Regions from separate parts of the Homo sapiens genome. Here region 1 is linked to region 2. The links are chromatin loops, found by intact Hi-C in ENCODE. Cell type or tissue: mammary epithelial cell. All regions are shown on one strand. Region 1 overlaps CERS6 (ceramide synthase 6). Region 2 overlaps CERS6 (ceramide synthase 6).

Region 1 (8,000 bases), 140 kb before region 2:
ACCATACCTGGCTAATTTTTTGTATTTTTAGTAGAGACGAGGTTTCACCATGTTGGCCAGGCTGGTCTCGAACTCCTGACCTCAGGTGATATGCCCACCTCAGCCTCTCAAAGTACTGGGATTACAGACATGAGCCAGTGTGCCTGGCCTGATTTTTATTTTTAATAGGATTAATCACCAGCATCTAAAAAGTCTGATGTCTTATAAAACATCAGATTTTCAGCTTTCTGTGAAAAAATGGGGAAAATCTGACAACACTTGAGTTTGCATTCTTTCTTGACATTTGACCAGCCCTTATTTCAGTGGGGTATTGAAATAGCCACATTCCCCAGCATTATCAGCATAGAAACTGTGTGCCAATAACCATTCATCTCAGTACTCTGAGAGCCAAGTTTAACCAGCTCCTCAATTGCCTTAACCTGCCTAGACCCTGTAGAGATTTAAGTTTGCAACTTTTGTTTAGAGACTCAGTTTAAAGGTCTTACATGATGACTTTGAAGGTTAGATTATTTAATTTTGTGGCTATAAAATACCAGAATACAAAAAGATTTTAAAACCCATGAATAAACATACTTACTTTGTTCATCTGTACATCTTCATTGGTCGATTTATCCGTGTATCATGTCTTATTTATAACACCACATTGCCATGGAAATTCACTGCTGTACTTTTCACTTTCCAGCCCTACTAAATTTTACACTTAACATTTTCAGAGCTGCTTGTACAAAGTACAGATTTAGTTAGTAGCAATCTCAAGTGGTTTTATAATATTAAACATTAAATAACTTTAAAAATGCAAACAAGGGAAAAGTAAGAAGTCAGCCAAATCCTGACACATAAATTTAACAAAAAAGCAACACAGAGTCTCTCATTTACGTGACGTACTGCTTAACCACTTTGTAAGAATGAAGCCCTCCTTCATTCTACACTTGTGTCTTCTTCAAATCTAATAGGAGATGTCTGTCCTAGAGTCATATTGTAGTTGGTAGTTTGTCTAGCCATTGGCACTGGCCCATACTCATGAAACTTGAAGTCATTTATTGGGTGTACGTCATAAGCCAGCTATATAAAAATAGTAATGATAGTTAAGAGTTATGGAGCCCTTGCCATGTGTTGAATGCTGTTCTACATACTTTACAAGTATTGCCTCATTTAATCCTCATTCTAACCCTTTGATGTAGGTGGTTTTATTTTCATTTTGCAGATGAGAAAGAGGCATAGGGAGTGCCCAGGATCAAACAGACTGTGTGAAATTGTGGAGGAAGTCTTCATGCCCAGGCTGAGTGAACATAGCTTCCTGAGAGCCAGTCCTACGTAGAAGATTTAAGACACAGATCTTTCACTCAGAGTTGAAAATTTCCAACTGATTGTTGGTCACTTAAAGGATGACTAATAACATATGTTGTCTTAATGTTAGAACAATATCTTATGGGGATAAACACTTCTTGGGAGGTGGAGACCAGAGAAAACCGCAGGAGGATCATGAAAGGTTGAGATGGACGAAGAAGAAAACTCAGGGTTAAGGCTTTTTTGTGTTGTTTTGTTTAATTCACATATGGTGAAACAAGAATGAGATTTATCTAGTCTCCCTAAAGAGGTTATCCCAGGCTAGGCCAGAGCAACAGTTGATTAGCTTTACCCAACTAAGAAAAGGGTGGAGGCACAGAGACATCATATGGGTTGCCTATTGCAGAGATTTTGAGTTTCAGGTTGGCTGAGAATATTAAAGCACTGGGGGATTAGGAGTGTTGGCCTCTGGATATGTAAGAATTGCTCTTTGGTGACAGTGCCTTAGGCCATCTGTCTGAACAGCACTTCTTAAGATCTCAAACTCCTCTTGTTCTTTTTCTGTGTTTTGCAAGCAACCTCCTGTGTAGATTTTTCTGCAGGAGGAGTAACTCTCATTCATGTCAAAGCAAATAGTCTGGACTTTGTGACTGCTCTGTCATGATTAATCAATTGACAGCCTGGCTTACAGGTCTGGCTGTGGCACTCAGCTAATGCCAGCCTACCTCTTGAAGAAAGGTAAAGACTAGGTGTGTTGGGCTGGGGAAGAGACTGAGGGAATGGAGCAAAGGAAGTAAATGAAACGGATATTTCCAATGCAGAACTTTGAGGTTTGATGCCTGGGATAAAGGGGGGTTGAAGGCGAAGGAAGACTCAAGGACCTGGGACATTGAGTGAATAATAGTGTCCTTGACAGAGATGGAAGGAAGAAACAGTGGATTCCTGGGAGAAAGATAATATGTTTTGTTTGTTTTTGGATTTTGAGCCTCAGGTGCCGACGTTTGGGTGTCCAAATGACATTGGGTGTCCAGGGATATAGAGATGGTTAGAGGCAGTGATTGCCCAGCATACAGGGAGTGGGTGAGTTCACCTAGCAGGAGCACGTGGTGTGAAAAGAAGGCTGAGGATGGAACCCCAGGTGTCACTGGCATTGACAGACCAAGGGTGGTCTGTGCACAAGGCAAGAGAAGCAGAGGGTTGGGACAGAAAGGGAATGAGCACAGCAGCAGTGATCCAAACAAGGTGGAATGGCCAGTTGTGTCAAATATTGCAGGATCAAGATACAAGACTTAATTAATATAGGACTTGGACTCAAAATATAAGAGTTCAAGAGAACTTAACGGTCTGATTGTTTCTCCAGAAGAGACACTTAAACTTGCCCAGGATCACCCTGTGAGTATCATAGGTGTAAACACTGTTGCTACAGTGTTTCCTGCTTGGCAACCTCATGATCTCATGTTCACCCATTGTTTCATGCTGCTCATTTTCTAAGTATAGCTTTACAGTCAATATGTAATACCATGTAATAGTGGCTAGGACCAGAAATCATGATGCTCGGTTCAAGTGGGCAGCTCAGTCTCACTGTCTTCCCATGCTCTTAGTGAAAAAAGGGCCCTTGTTATTTAGAACATGAGGTGCTGCAGTATGAATATAGCTGATGTGTGAGCAACTCACAACTCTTGCAATCAGCATGCAGCTCATATGGCATCAGCCAGTCAGCTAAGAACTTCATTGTGTGCATTGTAATGGGGTTGGATTTTGTGAAATGGCTTATTTTCTTATGCAGGAGTGCAAGTTCACTGGCATTTATTGGAAAAATGTAAGCATTGACAGATTGTTAGGCTGATTATGGCCCCTTCACTGAGTGAGGAAGGAACAAGAGCATCTTCTCAAATAGAAAATACAAATTATTGGTCAGAAGTCTGTGCAACTACATTTGTTTTCAATTGGATGGGAGATCCTTGACATACATGGATTTAACTTTCATACATATGTGCATACAAACGTATGTGTATACACATATTTTCATAATATACATATGCATATGTGTGAACATATACACATGTATAAACATCTGTGTCTACACATACTTGTATTTTCTTTACAAACAACTTAAAACTCCAGGAGATGAGGCATGATTTTAAATGTCTGCATTGTGTGACTGGTATGTCAGGGCAATTGAAAGAGCCCAGCTGGCTTTCACAGCTGGGAGGCTGGTAGCCTGGGGCAAGTTCTCAGCCCTGCTTGCCCACTGCCTGGAAACAAACTTGGTGCTGTTGTGGGGTGCATGGTGGGAGTGACAGTGGCCTTTTGGGTTGTGTGGAAGCTGGGTGATGCCTGTAATTGCTGGCTTTCCCCCACTTCCCTGACCAACCTGCATGACACAGCAGAGGCAGCCATAATCTTCCTGGGAACATAACTCCATTGGCCTGGGAACCACACCCCCATCCCCCATAGCAGCTGCAGCAACTCCTGCCCAAGGAGAGTCAGAGCTCAGACGTGCCTAGCCTTGCCCCAACCTGATGGTCCTTCCTGGCTCACTCTAGTAGCTGAAGACAAGAGGCATATACTCTTGGGAGTTCTAGGTCCCCATCCACTGCCTGATGCTCCCTATATTACCACAGCTGATGCTCTCTTCAAAGCGCCACCTCCTGGTAGGAGGCCAATCAGCACAAAATAGTTCATTAAACAACCAAAACTTAAGGAACCTCACAGAGTCCATTTCACCCCCCCTGCCACCTCCTCTGGAGCTGGTACCCATAGCTGAGAAATCTGCAGATGGTTCACATCACAGGACCCAGTGTAGACAACCCCCAGCACCAGCCCAGAGCCTGGTAGACCTGCTGGGTGGCTAGATCCACAAGAGAGATGACAGTCACTACAACTTGGCTCTCAGGAAGCCACATCCCTAGGAAAAGAGGGAGAGTACTACATCAAGGGAACACCTCATGGGACAAAGAATCTGAACAGCAGCCTTGAACCCCACATCTTCCCCCTGACATAGCCCACTCAAATGAGAAGGAACCAGAAAAACAATTCTGGAAATATGACAAAACAAGTTTCTTTAACACCCCCGAAAAATCACACCAGCTCACCAGCAATGGATCCAAACCAAGAAGAAATCCCTGATTGACCTGAAAAAGAATCCAGAAAGTCAGTAATTAAGCTAATCAAGGAGGCACCAGAGAAAGGTGAAGTCCAATTTAACGAAATAAAAAAAAAATGATAGAAGAAATGAGGGAAGAAATCTTTAGTGAAATAGACAGCATAAATAAAATACAATAAAAACTTTAGGAAATACTGGATGCACGAAAGAAATGCAAAATGCTCTGGAAAGTCTCAGCAATAGAGTCGAACAAGCAGAAAAAAGAGTGTCAGAGCTTGAAGACAGGTTTTTGAATTAACACAGTCCAACAAAGACAAAGAAAAAAGACTAAGAAAAAATGAGCAAAGCCTCCCAGAAATCTGGGATTACATTAAATGACCAAACCTAAGAATAATCGGTGTTCCTGAGGAAGAAGAGAAATCTAAAAGTTTGGAAAACATATTGGGGAGAATAATCGAGGAAAACTTCCTTGGCCTTGCTAGAGCCGTAGACATCCAAATACAAGACACACAAAGAACATCTGGGAAATTCATCACAAAAAGATCATCGCCTAGGCACACTGTCATCAGGTAGTCTAAAGTTAAGACGAGGGAAAGAATCTTAAGAGCTGTGAGGCAAAAGCACCAGGTAACCTATAAAGGAAAACCTATCAGATTTACGGCAGATTTCTCAGCAGAAATCCTACAAGCTAGAAGGGATTGGAGACCTATCTTCAGCTTCCTCAAACAAAACAATTATCAGCCGAAAGTTTTGTATCCAGTGAAACTAAGCTTCACAAATGAAGGAAAGATACAGTCTTTTTCGGTCAAACAAATCCTGAGAGAATTTGCCATTACCAAGCCAGCACTTCAGGAACTGCTAAAAGGAGCTCTAAATTTTGAAACAAATTCTGGAAACACATCAAAACAGAACCTCTTTAAAGCATAAATCTCACAGGATCTATAAAACAAAAATACAATTTAGGAAAAAAAAATAAAAATCCAAGGTATACAGGCAATAAATAGCATAATGAATGCAATAGTACCTCACATCTCAATACTAACATTGAATGTAAATGGCCTAAGTGCTCCACTTAAAAGATACGGAATGGCAGAATGGAGAAGAATTCACCAACCAACTATTGCTGCCTTCAAGAGACTTACCTAATACATAAGGACTCACATAAACTTAAGGTAAAGGAGTGGAAAAAGACTTTCCATGCAAATGGACACCAAAAGCGAGCAGGAGTAGCTATTCTTATATTAGACAAAACAAACTTTAAAGCAACAGCAGTTAAAAAAGACAAAGAGGAACATTATATAATGATAAAAGGCCTTGTCCAACAGGAAAATGTCACAATTCTAAATATTTATGCACCTTACACTGGAGCTCCCAAATTTATAAACAGTTACTACTAGACCTAAGAAACGAGATAGATGGCAACACAGTAATAGTGGGGACTTCAGTACTTCACTGACAGCATTAGACAGGTCATCAAGACAGAAAGTCAACAAAGAAACAATGTATTTTTACTATACCCTGGAACAAATGGACTTAATAGATATTTACACAACATGCTACCCAACAACCACAGAATATGCATTTGATTCATCAGCACATGGAACCTTCTCCAAGACAGACCATATGATAGGCCACAAAAGTCTCAATAAATTTAAGGAAATTGAAATTATATCAAACATTCTCTGAGACCACAGCAGAATAAAAGTGGAAATCAACTCCAAAAGGAACCTTCAAAACCATGCAAATACATGGATATTAAATAACCTGCTCCTGAATGATCATTGGGTCAGAAATGAAATCAAGACGGAAATTTAAAAATTCTTCAAACTGAATGACAATAGTGGCTCAACCTGTCAAAACCTCTGGGATACAGCAAAGGTGGTGCTAAGAGGAAGGTTCATAGCCCTAAATGCCTACATCAAAAAGTCTGAAAGAGCACACACGGACATTCTGAGATCACACTTCAAGGAACTGGAGTAGCAAGAACAAACCAAACCCAAACCCAGCAGAAGAAAGGAAATAACCAGAATCAGAGCAGAACTAAATGAAATTGAAACAAAAAAAATTGCAAAAGATAAATGAAATAAAATGTTGGTTATTTGGAAAGATAAAGAAAATTAATAGACCATTAGCAAGATTAACCAAGAAAGGAAGAGAGAAAATCCAAATAAGTTCAATTAGAAATGAAACAGGAGGTATTACAACTGACACTACAGAAATACAAAAGATCATTCAAGGCTACTATAAACACCTCTACACCCGTAAACCAGAAAACCTAGAGGAGATAGATAAATTCCTGGAAAGATACAACCCTCCTAGCTTAAATCAGGAAGAATTAGACACCCTGAACGGACCAATAACAAGCAGTGAGATTCAAATGGTAATTAAAAGCTTAGCAACAAAAAAAAGTCCAAGACCAGATGGATTCACAGCTGAATTCTACCAGACATTCAAAGTACGATTGGTACCAATCCTATTGACTCTATTCCACAAGGTAGAGAAAGAAGGAATTCTCCCTAAATCATTCTGTGAAGCCAGTGTCACCCTAATACCAAAACCAAGAAAGGACATAACCAAAAAAGAAAACTACAGACCAATATCCCTGATGAACATACATGCAAAAATCCTTAACAAAGTACTAGCTAACCAAATCCAACAACATGTCAAAAAGATAATCCAGCATAATCAAGTGAGTTTCATACCAGGGATACAGGAGTGGTTTAACATACATCAGTCAATAAATGTGATACAACACATAAACAGAATAAAAACAAAAATCACACGATCATCTCAATAGACCAAGAAAAAGCATTTGACAAAATCCAGCATGGCTTTATGTTTAAAACCCTTAGCAAAATTGGCATTCAGCAGACATACCTGAATGTAAGAAAAGCCATCTATGATAAACCCAGAGCCAAAATAATACTGAATGGGGAAAAGTTGAAAGCATTCCCTCTGAAAACAGGAACAAGGCAAGGATGCCCACTTTCACCACTTCTCTTCAACATAGTACTGGAATCCAAGCCAGAGCCATCAGACAAGAGAAAGAAATAAAAGGCATCCAAATCAGTCACAAGGAAGTCAAACTGTGGCTGTTTGCTGATGATATGATTATATACCTGGAAAACCCTAAAGACTCCTCCAAAAAGCTCCTAGAACTGATAAAAAATTCAGCAAAGCTTCTGGATACAAAATTAATGTACACAAGTCAGTAACTCTCGTATACACCAACAGCGACCAAGTGGAGAATCAAATGAAGAAATCAACCCCTTTTACAGTAGCTGCAAAAAGAATAAAATACTTAGGAATATATCTAACCAAGAAGGTGAAAGACCTCTACAAGGAAAACTGCAAAACACTGCTGAAGTAAATCATAGATGACATAAGCAAATGGAAACACATCTCATGCTCATGGGTGGGTAGAATAAATATTGTGAAAATGACCATACTGCCAAAAGCAATCTACAAATTCAGTGCAATTTCCATCAAAATACTACCATCATTCTTAACAGAACTAGAAAAGCAATCCTAAAATTTATATGGAACCAAAAAAGAGCCTACATAGCCAAAGCAAGACTATGCAAAAGAACAAATCTGGAGGCTTCAA
Region 2 (8,000 bases):
AAGATAATATGTTTTGGTTAGAAACAACAAAACCTCTGTCTTGTGACCTTGGATAATTAAATACTGTTTTAGGATCTTGGTCTCCTGACCAAAAAGTTGATATTGTATCTGATCTGCTAACTTTACAGTTAATAATGAGACTGAATCTAATAAACATGAAGTCTTTGAACATCTTCCAAACAGAAGGAAATATTACTATGGCTCTAGCTCTCTTAAATGCTTCAATGGACTAGTTAGGAACATATTTTACTCATGCTTTCTAGTCATCTCTAGGGATCCTCATTTTAAATCTCCATGTGTGTGACTCTCAGCATGGAGGCATAAAGATGGATACTGTGTGCCTCATTTCCTTCTCTAGGGAATGTGCAAAACCACATCACTCCTGTGGGCTGTGATCAGTGCAATAACCATGCCCCCACCCCACTGCAGGCCCCTCTGGCTTAAGAACCTATCCCACCCATAGGTTGCTATTTAAATTGTTAAAATGAGAAAATACAAATTGTCCCAGCCTCAGCAACTACCCAAATAGGAAGCCAAAATGGAAGCTATTCCCAAGAAGCAGGTAACTATAGCAGCCTTTCTGTGTTTCTGCTGTAAATAGCCATCCTGTAAACAGGCTCCTTCTGCCAGGCAGCTAGCAATTCCCTCTCTACTTGTCAGTGGAGTCCCTCAGAGATGAGTTCAGTGAATTATCAGAATGACCAAGATTTTCTACTTTAACTGAGTTAATTGATTAGACCCAGAAACTTTGAAGCTAAAACAATCTCACAACCAGAGCCTCACATTGGTATGTGTTTGGTCTCTGTTTTTCTCACCTCTGCAAAACATACCATTGAAATCTCTAAGGGAAGGGGAAAAGGAGAAAAAGGTAAGGAAGCCCATGGTAATCTGACAGCATTCCCCACTTGGGCCCAGGAGCACTTGGCCTGCCATTGGCCTTGCTAGGAGTGATCCTACAATGGAAATGAGCAAACCTAGCCCTTCAGGGAGGAGCACACAAATGTAGGGAGGTTTCAGAGCCATTTCTGCCATCCTGCCTCTATGAGGATGGGAGGCTGGTTTTATACTCTTTTAGAAAACTGGAAAAGTAAGTCCCTGGAATCTCAGTCTTTCTTAGGTTTCTACCTGCCTAGCAGGAGTCAGCCTTATCTATCCTTTTCTTAAAGTAGGGGATATTTAGAGATACACATCTGCCTCAGTCCTTTCAAAGAGAAAAGCAAAGAAAAGGGCACAGGGCTGGCACTCCCATTTCCCAGTTGAATTTAAAAAGATCTTTGGTTTTGTGTCTTGAATATTTTGTGTACATGACAAAGTAGTAATGAAAGGAATTATATAATTTTCAGTAATGGAGACAATTCTGTTGGGATTTAAGGGTCAAGTGGGGTGGGCCAAAGTGGGGAAACCACATAAATAAAACCAAATGGGTTATTTAAGCAGGCAGGGCCTGGCATATGGCTACCAGAAACCAGCTTATGAGCCCAAGGGATAACACATTGCAGGGAATTACAGGCCAAAGGGAAAGATCTGCAGAAATGCTGAACAGAGATATTGATGTGTGTCCTCCATCATAATGTGGGGACGGATCGGCTCTGAGCATAAGCCTGGGTGAAGAACGGAGAAAGGGATGGGAGAGCCTGACAGCCTAGACCAGCAGACAGGTAGCTTCAAGTCTCAGTGTCCCCCACCAACGCGATCTGACTTGGGGAATGTTATTTACATCCCTGTGCTTCCATGTCCTCATATGAAAAATAGGGATAATAACAGGACACACTGTGGAAAAAAAAGAAATAGAAGTTATCCCATAGGCTTTATTTCATGAGAATTAAATGAGTTAACATACAAAACCTAAGCGCAGTTCCTAACACATAGTTAATGTTCAATAAGTATTAACTAGTATTAATGTTGCTATATGAGGATCTTACAGAGATGTTGAATGGGCAAAATGAAGCAATATATGTAACATATTTGGCACAGTGCTTAACACGTAGTAATTACTCAAGGAAGAGACGTTATAGAGAACCAAGCAAAAGTCTCTCTTATGTACACATAGGCAACAAAGAGCTAACTAGAGGGCTGAAAACAAGCATGTTGGAATCAGGATACATCCCGAAGGACACAGCCTTGCCTGGAAGGACTCAGATTGGGAGGTCAGGAGCGTAGGTAAGTAGACCAGGCAGTGGCAGAATTAAGAATGCAGGCAGACATACAGCAAATAGGGCAGCAACTACTTTTGGAGGAAAAAAAAAAAAAAAAACATCTGCCCCAGCCAGGAAGTCACCAATTACAAACTTCCTGTGATAAGAGACCAGTTCCTAAGTCTGGCCTGGCTATGACCTAAAAGTAAAAATAAATTCACTGGCCCCATGTCCTGTTGGCTAAGAATACAGATAGAACTATAACGTGCACTGCTAAATGAAAGAGAGATTATTTGTCCATGTTCAAGTTCAGATTCCTGTCCAGGGATAAAGAAATGACTTCTGGCCAGGCATGGTGGCTCATGCCTGTAATCCCAACACTTTAGGAGGCCAAGGTGGGAGAATCACTTGAGCTCAGGAGTGCAAGACCAGCCTGGGCAACTTAGTGAGACCCTGTCTCTACAAAAAAATTAAGAAAATAGTAACTTCCATGTTTGCTACAGATTAATAGATTAGTGACTAATAATTAGGCACCCATGCCGCAAGCTACCCAGAAGCTGTCCTCCCAAAACTGGGAACTTGATATCAACACCAGTATTGTGGAGAATGTAAGCTACAGCCGGGGTGCAGTCTTGTTAAAAGGAAGGAAATTGGAAACATCGTTCTCAGCCTTGTAATAGCCTTGATGTTGACCAAGATGTTATTTAAGCCTGGAGCTTTTATTACCTTAGGAAAACCAGCACAACGAGGGTTGCTTGTAATCATGACTTAATTACCCGACTTTCAGGTTTTAAATGCCCACTTTTTTTGTTCGGAGTGAATTTTAAATGCATTTCTATCAGCATCTACTTTAAAATGGACAAAACGTGCTAGCAGATTAGTCATCTTAGGTAGAATCTACTTTCATTTATGTTTTGTGTAGGTCAAATGAACATCCATGCCAGAGAAACGCACATCATGAAATACACTGAGGTCTGTCTGGGAAAGCAAAGTCAAGACCATTCAAAAGCTCTGAAGTAAACCACACCCTAATTTTGACCACAAAGTTCATTTTACTTTTCAAGGTATCGTCACTGACATTCTGTAGCACTCCTTAAAGTGAAGCCCTGACTCTGTTCCTTAGAGAAGAAATCTTGGCTCTGGATATTTGACTTGGGTCTAATTATTATTGTGGGTTTTTTTAGAGATCATTCCAAAAACATACAACCCAAGGCTCAGATAGAACTCTTTGGTTAAGGTAGGGGAGGAGCGGCGGAGGCAAATTTGCGGTTACTTGACATGGCCAAGGGCCATGGTATCATCAAAAACATGCACCTGTAACCCATTCATACGGTAAGATCACCTGGGCCATTGTTATCGTCTTATTACCATTATGTGCTGCTGCCTATATGTCACTGGAGTATTTAAGATGTACAGGTCTGAAAGAATGTTCATCTAATTTTACATATTACGGAGAATGGATTTAAACTCTTACTTGGAAGTCGCATGAGAATGGGGAAATTGAGCATTGGAGGTAGGTTTTTTGGAGTAAGATGCCAGTGAAGGTCTTTTTACACTGCGCTCTGTGACATTATGAGACTGCAGTCCTCAGGTTGCAGGGTAAAGCATAATGCTTTAAGTCACAGTGATGCTTAGAATGCGAATCGGTACGGCCTTAAGTATCTTCTTTAAGACTCCCTTGTGTTTGCCTCACAAAAAAAAAGATTGTGAACTGTTCTGCATGAATGTATGCATCCCACACACACATATCCCTTATGTCTATGATGATCAAAGTTAAGATGAAGAACCCATAAAAGATAAGAATGAGCTGAAGTAACTACAGGGCATGGCCAAATTAAATCTTAGATTCATTAAAATCACCCACCAAGGCTAAGATATTGGGGTGGTCACAGGTGTATCAGGGCATCAGCAGTGAAATGCATGGAGCACAGCTTTGCCCTGTAGGTGCATTTCTGTCAAATGCAGGATGAAAAAAGGTCAGACTGATGCCTCTTCATTCATTTGATGGGATGCCCATTCATTTGATGGGATTTTTAGAATGAGGGGTATAACCTGTAGATCAAGTGTTTTCTGTACTGGGACTCACCCTTGGCAAAAGGTTTGGGCAGAACAAACCCGCGTGAGTATGTACTGTTCATGCATGATATGCCATCTAGTGGTTAAGTGAGCCTAACATGAATGAAAAGAAAAATGGTCTCAGGTCCCTTCTGCCTCTATACTCTCCATTAGACAACAGTAGAGGTTCGATGCTATTATTTGGAAAGAAAAGAATTTATTTTCTTAGAAGCCATAGGTTGAATACAAATTCATCTGTGACCACCCCAATTGCTTAGCCTTGGTGGGTGATTTTAATGAATCATAAGATTTAATTTGGCCATGCCCTGTACTTACTTTAGCTCATTCTTACCTTTTATGGGTTCTTTATCTTAACTTTGATTATCATAGAACTATTATACAGTTCTTTATTATGTGTGTGGGGGATAAACACATTTATGCAGAACAGTTTACAACTGTTTTTGTGAAGCAAAAACAAAGTAGTCTTAAATAAGATACTTAAGGCCATACCCCTTTGCATCTAAGCATCTAAGGAGAACCCTGATATTATAGTAATTATTAAAGCCAAAAGCTGTACGTTGTGTGTGTTTTTTTTTGTACATATGTGTTTTGTTTGGCCCACAGGGTACTGTCTTCCATTTTATTTTATTGGCGTATAATTCCTATATACAATATAGTGCAAAAAATCTTTAGTATATGGCTCGATAAATTTGTATGTATGTATAACCCACGTGATCATCACCCAGATCAAGATACAGAAGTGTCCAGCCTCCCTCAGATCCCCCCAACCCCAGTCAGTCCTCCCTCAAAGACAACCACTGTATTAGTCAGGATTCCCTAGAGAGACAGAACTAATAGGAGGTATATACAGGAGTTTATTAAGTATTAACTTACACGATCACAAGGTCCCACAGTAGGCTGGCTGCAAGCTTGAGGAGCAAGGAGAGCCAGTCCGAGTCTCAAAACTGAAGAACTCGGAGTCTGATGTTTGAGGACAAGAAGCATCCAGCACGGGAGAAAGATGTGGGCTGGGAGACTAGGCCAGTCTCGCGTTTCCCATGTTTCTGCCTGCTTTATATTTGCCGGCAGCTGATTAGATTGTGCCCACCAGATTAAGGGTGGGTCAGCCTTCCTCAGCCCGCTGTCAAATGTTAATCTCCTTTGGCAATACCCTCACAGACCCAGGATAAATACTTTGCATCCTTCAATCCAATCAAGTTGACACTCAGTATTAACTATCACAACCACTGTCCTGAACTCTGTCACCATAGGTTCATGATGGCATCATTAAAGTACATACTCCTGAAGTACCTCCCAGAAATAAGATTCTATAGTCACCATTTTAATAGTTTGCCCAAAAAAAGAACAGTTTCCTCAATTGTAACATTCTTGGGCCAAACAAAGGCTCTTTCCTGGGTTTACTGTTTGTTTATTTATTTATTTATTTATTTATTTATTTTTTTGAGACGGAGTCTTGCTCTGTCGCCCAGGCTGGAGTGCAGTGGCGCGATCTCGGCTCACTGCAAGCTCCGCCTCCCGGGTTCACGCCATTCTCCTGCCTCAGCCTCCCGCGTAGCTGGGACTACAGGCGCCCGCCACCACGCCCGGCTAATTTTTTGTGTGTTTTTAGTAGAGACGGGGTTTCACTGTGTTAGCCAGGATGGTCTCGATCTCCTGACCTCGTGATCCGCCCGCCTCGGCCTCCCAAAGTGCTGGGATTATAGGCGTGAGCCACCGCGCCCGGCCGGGTTTACTGTTTATTAGAGTCCAGGTGTCATATGTTCTCTCTGTTCCCTAGTATAAATTCCTACTATATTGTTTTTCTTACCATGCTTCTCACTGAGAGATATATCCGTTTGGTGCACTGATTGTATTTTCTCAAGTGTCTCTACAGGAAGCCAAGTCGATTTTCAAAGAAAATCCCATTACTTTTGAGCAGCATCTCAAAAGTAATCAGAGGTGCCACTGATTGTCATGGCAAAGCCTATAAATCCTGATGCAGTGTTTCAGAAATTAATGTGAATGCCATGTCGCCAACGACTGTTCTGACATCCTGTTCAAATTAAGCCAAGCGGTAGCATCAGTCCTAGCATCACAATGGCGAGAAAGCTTCTCAGTCTATAATCCAGCAAAGGTTAACTTATAATGAATGGCATAATGCAGTCATTGTTGCTATTTACACAGAACCTCTTTCTGTTCAAAGGGAACTAAAGTTTCTCTGAATATCAATATGTGTAGTATGTCAAGAAGCAGAGCTAGTTTTGAAATAAAATTATTCTTATTATTCCAGAGCTTTCTTCTTCATATTTATTGGATTGTTGGATTAGCAAACACGTGGTCAATCAACAAACGTGTCTAGCCAGCATGTTACTTCCAGGTGTCTTGCAGGGTGCTGGAGATAGAAAAGTGTAAGGTGTGTGAGTCCTCCCACACCACCACAGAGTTGAGCCTTGTTGTCCCCCTGGCCTGCAAACTGATGTTTAAAGAGATAACTGCTTCTTCGGATAATAAACAAGGCAGGAATATAGGCATTATCCTAATTTAGTCATTTTTACAAATTACTTGTATTTATTAATAAATATTTATTAATAATTTCTGGAAAACCAAGCACCACATGTTCTCACTCATAAGTGGGAGTTGAACAATGAGAACACAGGGACACAGGGAGGGGAACATCACACACTGGGGCCTGTCAGGGGGTCAGGGGCAAAGGAAGGAGAGCATTAGGACAAATACCTAGTACATGTGGGGCTTAAAACCTGGATGACGGGTGAATGAGTGCAGCAAACCACCATGGCACATGTATACCTGTGTTACAAACCTGCACATTCTGCATATGTATCCCAGAACTTAAATTATAGTAAATAAATTTTTAAAATGCAAAAAAAAATAGTTTCTGGAATAAGAATGAAAACTAATTTTTTAATTTTTAATGTTTCCTGTTATGGGACATTTTGGTTGTTTGCTGTTTTTAAAATACTTATAGATATTTTATGTCTATGTATTTGAAATTAAGTCTCTGACTCCCTGCCATGCTCAATGGCTGGAGCTTCCAGAATAGTGTTAAATAATAATGGTTATACTGGCTTTCCGTGGTTTTCCTGATTTTAAAGGAAGTAACTCTGGTGTTTATTAATATGCTGATTTGAAAGGGTTACAAAAATCATACTAAGTCCTTTGTATTCTAATTGTTAAACATCAATAATGAGGAATTAAACATTACCAAATGTCTTTGATGCTGTTGAAATCATTCCATTTATACCAATTTGGCCTATGTATATAATATATTAATAGATTTCCTAATATTTTCCCCCTTCCCCAGAGTGAATACAACTATTTCATGAGGTATTATTCTTTTAATGACTTGTAAAATTCAAATCATTAAACTCTATCCTATTGTTTTTAGAATTTTAACATATGTGTATTATGTATTACTCTTTAAAGACAACTACTATGGCAGGGTTGAAGACAAACTGTTAGTCTCATTCTAGTCTATAAATAGGAGTTGCAGAAATCGGGGGTGGGGAAGAACCTATTTGTCTATTTTATTTTTCATTGTCCTTTTTCCTTTATTTTTTTGAGACAAGGTCTCTCACTCTTGTCGCCCAGGCTGGAGTGCAGTGGCACAATCATAGCTTCACTGTAACCTGCAACTCCTGCTCAAGTGATCCTCCTGCCTCAGCCTTTTGAGCAGCTGGAACTGCAGGCATGTGCCACCATACATGGTTAATTTTTATTTTATTTATATGGAGATAGGGTCTCACTCTGTTGCCTGGGCTGGTTTCAAACTCCTGGGCTCAAGCAATCCTC

The links. Peaks named below come from ENCODE experiments on the same cell type or tissue, not always from the same donor. Only the 100,000 strongest peaks of a DNase experiment are listed, where the experiment ranks them.
Region 1: a loop joins it to region 2, with 2.5 times the contacts of the local background. A loop is called at or near these places in 3 of 110 quality-filtered maps.

The regions. Positions count from the first base shown.
Region 1 is chr2:168,610,960-168,618,959 of GRCh38, forward strand. All of the region lies in intron 3 of CERS6 (ceramide synthase 6), which reads left to right. Among named protein-coding and RNA genes, the nearest start is that of MIR4774, 32 kb to the left of the region's middle. RefSeq lists an enhancer at 3,580-4,079. In mammary epithelial cell, a CTCF peak has its summit at 3,937 (motif pointing left); a DNase peak (open chromatin) is centred at 3,772; H3K27ac peaks cover 2,105 bases.
Region 2 is chr2:168,755,121-168,763,120 of GRCh38, forward strand. All of the region lies in intron 8 of CERS6 (ceramide synthase 6), which reads left to right. Among named protein-coding and RNA genes, the nearest start is that of CERS6-AS1, 27 kb to the right of the region's middle. In mammary epithelial cell, a CTCF peak has its summit at 4,285 (motif pointing left); no DNase peak of the experiment used is centred here.